Regions from separate parts of the Homo sapiens genome. Here region 1 is linked to region 2. The links are chromatin loops, found by intact Hi-C in ENCODE. Cell type or tissue: endothelial cell of umbilical vein. All regions are shown on one strand.

The links. A loop is a pair of places that touch in the nucleus more often than their neighbours do. Peaks named below come from ENCODE experiments on the same cell type or tissue, not always from the same donor. Only the 100,000 strongest peaks of a DNase experiment are listed, where the experiment ranks them.
Region 1: it touches region 2 in a loop (15-fold over the local background); 5 of 110 quality-filtered maps call a loop at or near these places.

The regions. Positions count from the first base shown.
Region 1 is chr5:126,837,073-126,839,572 of GRCh38, forward strand. No RefSeq gene overlaps it. Among named protein-coding and RNA genes, the nearest start is that of LMNB1, 61 kb to the left of the region's middle. RefSeq lists an enhancer at 1,784-2,500. In endothelial cell of umbilical vein, a CTCF peak has its summit at 1,008; a DNase peak (open chromatin) is centred at 1,079.
Region 2 is chr5:127,288,971-127,291,470 of GRCh38, forward strand. It overlaps MEGF10 (multiple EGF like domains 10), which reads left to right and starts at 1,826. Exons shown (of 25, transcript NM_001256545.2): 1 at 1,826-2,086. It overlaps LOC105379199, which reads right to left and starts at 1,766. Exons shown (of 4, transcript XR_007058921.1): 1 at 1,608-1,766. In endothelial cell of umbilical vein, a CTCF peak has its summit at 1,108 (motif pointing right); no DNase peak of the experiment used is centred here; H3K4me3 peaks cover 738 bases; H3K27me3 peaks cover 907 bases.

The sequences.
Region 1 (2,500 bases), 450 kb before region 2:
TGTTTCAGTTTTGCTTTTGATAAAAATATAATTTGACTTCTTTGAACTGGATTTTTCTTTAAGGCTTTGCCAGTTGTGGAAGATAAGCTATTTTGGGGGTCTTTCAGTATTTAATTGTCATTAATAACAACAATAATAAAAGCAATAATAATAACTAATGTTTTTGAGCCAGATATCATGCTCAATGCTTCATTACATTTTTTAGCTTATTAACAATAAGGCCTTTTAAAATTTCTTCAGGAAAACCAAATAGGAACAGTAGAAAACATTGAGGAAGACATTCCTTTTTTTTTTTTTTTTTTTTTAAAGACAGAATCTCACTCTGTTGCCCAGGCTGTAGTGCAATGGCACGGTCTTAGCTCACTGCAGCCTTGACCTCTCCTGGGCTCTGCCTCCCAAGTAGCTGGGACTACAGGCACACACCACCATGTCCGGCTAATGTTTTTGTATTCGTAGAGAGCATTTTGTCATGTTTCCCATGCTGGACATTCCTAGTAAAAGAAAAAATGGGAAGAATATTTTAGAATGTAATTCTACTGTCTTTTAAAATAGGAAGGGCCGAGAAATTGATTAAAAGCCACCTTTTAGAAAAATAACATGAATGCTATGAAATACGAATGTGCTGTGTGTGGGGTAGCTTTATTATGTATGGTGCTAATTATGGTGTCAATTCGTGTGGATTTGGGGAGGTTTTGTCTTGATTGCTTTAGTTAAGTGAGTTCATCTTATAGGAAGTGCAATATCTGAACTCTTCCTAGAATGGACAGATAATATTTCAGAAGCTAACCCTAGTCAGTGTTTGTTTTTCTCTTAAAATATTCCTGCAGTAAGCTGCACAAAGACTACCAGCTTTCACTTGAAAATAACTCACAAAGCCCCAGAATTACTGTGTTCCGCAGATTTACTGCATACTTTGGTGCCGTCGCAGACACAAGATAAATGCTGGGTTAGAAATTCTGTCTGGTAAAGCAGATAAAATGATAACTTCTCAACGCAGATTTATCTTCAGAGTGGGAATGGCATTACAGTACACAGCCAAACTCAGCTGTGAAACATTTTGCCACAAGATGGGGTTCTTGTCATCAAAATACATTCTAGGTGCTTTTATTGCTGGATAAATTAGGTTATAAAAGCCAACACTTGAATTAATTTGGGCATTAAGAAAAATTGGCAGTTGTAACATAGTAGAATAGTGTGTATGCTGGGGAAATTGAGAGTACAAATGCAGGGCTCAACATAAACAGTTTGTTGCCCCTGGATGTGTGGCAGTAGTAGATTCCTGAGTCTGTTTAGACTGACAAACTTTGGACTAAATTGAGGTTTTCTGAAATTGAGCTGCACCTAAACCCATTCCCGCAGAATGTGAGTGAGCTAGAGGGCACGCTGCCATCCTGTGTATTAAAATCAGCATCTCCGCATGAAATTGATGTTAGGCATACAGCATATATATACATTTTTGGATTATTTATTTGATAACAAGCATGATTCACATTTTCCCCTTGTTTTGTCTTCAGTGTTTGTTTTCACCTCTGTTTAGGTATGGATTTATTTTATTATTTTATTTTATTTTATTTATTTTTTTGAGACAGAGTCTCGCTGTTGTTGCCCAGGCTGGAGTGCAATGGTGCAATCTCCGCTCACTGCAACCTCTGTCTCCCAGGTTCAAGCGATTCTCCTGCCTCAGCCTCCTGAGTAGTTGGGATTACAGGTGCACACCACCACGCCTAGATATGGATTTATTTTTATTCCTCTTGTTCAGGTCTTATCTCTGTGTTCTTCATTAAGAAAATTTTGGATGTTCTTATTTTGTTGAGTATTATCTCATCCCCACTGTCTGTTCTTTCCTTCTGGGGTTTCTTTTATACCTGTGTTGAACCTGTCCTGTTTCATGTATTTTAGGTTTCTCCACACTATATTCTCAGTTAACTCCTTCGTATTTATCTCACTGATTCTGTTCTCAGCCCTGTCTTATCTGTTTATTCCAGCCATTGAACTTTTTAGGCTTCATTTTTTTGTTTCTGAAGTTGTCTTTGATTCTTTCTCAAATTTATCTTTTTCATAATTTTTTATTATAGTTTTTATTCTTTTTATGAATCATTTTAACCATATTTTATAGTCTCAATTCTATTTTTTTGAGTTTTGGAGAATGCTAATTTTTCTGTTAGCTGTGTCTGTTGACTTTCCTAATGGTAGTTGGCTTTCTCATGGAGTTTTTAGGATTGTGAACACATCTCCAGCAAGGGCTATGTTGTGAGTGATCCGTTTCATGCGTGTCTGTGTGAAGAGACCACCAAACAGGATTTGTGTGAGCAACACGGCTGTTTATTTCACCTGGGTGCAGGCGGGCTGAGTCCGAAAAGAGAGTCAGCGAAGGGAGATAAGGGAGGGGCCGTTTTATAGGATTTGGGTAGGTAAAGGAAAATTACAGTCAAAGGGGGTTTGTTCTCTGGCGGGCAGGAGTGGGGGGTCACAAGGTGCTCAGTGGGGGTGCTTTTTGAGC
Region 2 (2,500 bases):
ACAAAGGAATATGTAAGTGATTCCATTCATATGAAATGTTAGAAAAGACAAATCTAATCTGTAGTTACAGAAAACAGCTAAGCGGGCCAAATATGAGGTGGGATAGAAGTTGACTTTAAAGGGGTGCAAGACAACCCTCTGAGGTGATGGAATTGTTCATTATCTTGATTGAAGCAGTGGTTACATGGGTGTGTACATTATTCAAAACTCATGAAGCTGTATAATTAATATGAGTGTAATATATGGAATGTAACTTATCCCCCAATAAAGTTGATTAAAAAATTAAAAGGAAAGTGGGGCAACCAAGTTTCATAAAGCAAAATATCTTTGGGTAATAAGTGGCATGAACTAACAGCCAATTTCCTTAGAAAACAGCCATATGGATTAATCACCTCTAGAATTATTTGTGCCTGTGCTGCCCAGATCAAAGTTCCAACTCCTGGCAGAGAGGGCCTGAGGGGCTTAGCTGAGGTCAGTTGCTCTCTTCTGGACAGGGAAAAGCTGGACCATCCTGACTGACCTTCCACCCAGACTGCTGTCCTTGTGGCAGGGATGGTATCTCAAAGAAAAATGGAGGTACTGTTACCAGAGAAGGGGCAATGATGACTGCTAAACAAACAAATAAACAAACACCAAAACAGTCTTCCCCTGTGTATTTCCAGGGAGAGTAAAGAGGATGGTGAGGGGCTTCAAACATATCTATGTTCATTCATTCCATTCATTTATTCACTCAAACATAATATGGAGTCTGTACTATTTTCCAGGAGCGTTATTGAGTAGGGACTCGAACGCTCTTGAAGTCTCTCTAAAAAGAAAGAGTTCTTATTAATGGGAGGAAGAGAAGCCTGGTAGGAGATGGTTACCTGGAGTGGTTATGGGGCTTAAACCTGTTTTTGTTTTTTTGTGGGGAGAGGGGGATAGAATTCAACGACACAAGAAAGAACTTTGCAGCAGTCAAATTTGTATCTTTTGGGGTCCTGTAAAAGCTGGAAAACTCTTTAGTCTGGAAGAGGAAGATGGACAGTCAGAGAAGCAGATTCCAGAATTCATGTCCTGTCTAACCCACAAATGGAAAAGCCCGTTCATGGTTTTAACATTCCATCACTGGGCCTCCCGGGGCCTCCTCGGCGAGTCGGCAGAGGGAGCCATTCCCCAATAAATTGCCGCGCGAGGCCTCCGAGGACCTGGGGGGATTTTCCTGCGCGTCCGGGGAGTTCTCTCTCCGCCCCTCCATGGTAAAGCAGACTATCCCACCCTCCACCCTCTGCCTTCACCTCCCCGCCCCACCTTTCCATGTACTTTGCTGCCACATCACATTCTCTGGCACGGCTTAATCACCATCCTTTCTGGGTCCCACCTTTGCGCTTTCTCCCCTGACACCACTGAGGACCCGCCGTCCACTCCAGTTGGCCGCTCGGGCGCCGGCCACCGTCCCACAAATCCTTACAGAGGGTCTAGAACACCTCCCAGGGACTCTGCCGAGGGACTTGCACCCAACGTGGGTTGGGAATCAGGCGGGCACCCACTCTGACACCCCTTCGGTCACCCCCTGCGGTGACCCCAACATTTGCTAACTTCGCGACCAGGCCTTTGGCGGGGTCACCCACCAGGCGGTGGAAGCCGCTCAGGCAGGGGCGACTCACGATCGAGGTGCAGCAGTCAGGCCGGGAAGATCCTGCATGTTGCGCTAGGGACTGCGCGCGGCGCCAAGCGACAACCCCCCAGCGGCCACTGCCCCGGCAGCAGCAGCTGCAGCAGCGGCAACTGCTCGAATCCCGGCCCCGGCTCGGGTTACCCGCCCCCACCCCCTCCAGCATCTCGGGCCAGACAGAGAAAACCTTGTTCAAGTTTGCAGCAAGTACTTTCCCGGTGCGCAAAACTGGGCGACTGGGAACGCGTTGAGACGTTCCTCTTTCCCGCTTCTCCACCTTTACGCCTGAAAGAAGACTCCCAAAGATTGCTTTCTTCTGGGACGCTGCTTGGACGCTAACCGCGTTGATTGGAACAGATTTTGTGTCTTGGCTGGCTTTGGGTGAAGACCGGGGAGAAAAGGTTGCGCTGCGATTCTCAAGATCTCTGGACCTGGGTAAGAGTTGGGCAAACTCAACTCCGGCGGCTCCTGGACCTTGGCCGGACGCCGGAAGGCTTCTCATGGGCGGGGGTCACATTTTCCTTAGCCAGGGTACCGGGGTGCGGCGTGAGGTGGGGCGAGATGGGCTCAGTCTGCGTTGTTCATGCGCTTCTTAAGGGTTTATTGTTGTTTGCATTTGGTTTTGTTACATGGGATTGTGTAGGAAAATCCTGGAGTATTTTTGATGGAGAGACATCCTCATTACGCATTTTATTTTGCATAATTCCTGCCCTTGTATTGCCTTACCTTGTGTTTGTTTCATTTTGCCGGGCGATATAGCTGGATGTAGGGAGATTTGTGGGGAATCGGACTGAGCTTGAAAGGCAGTTTCAGCTGGGCCCTTTCTTCTAGGTCAGTTGAACTTCCTTT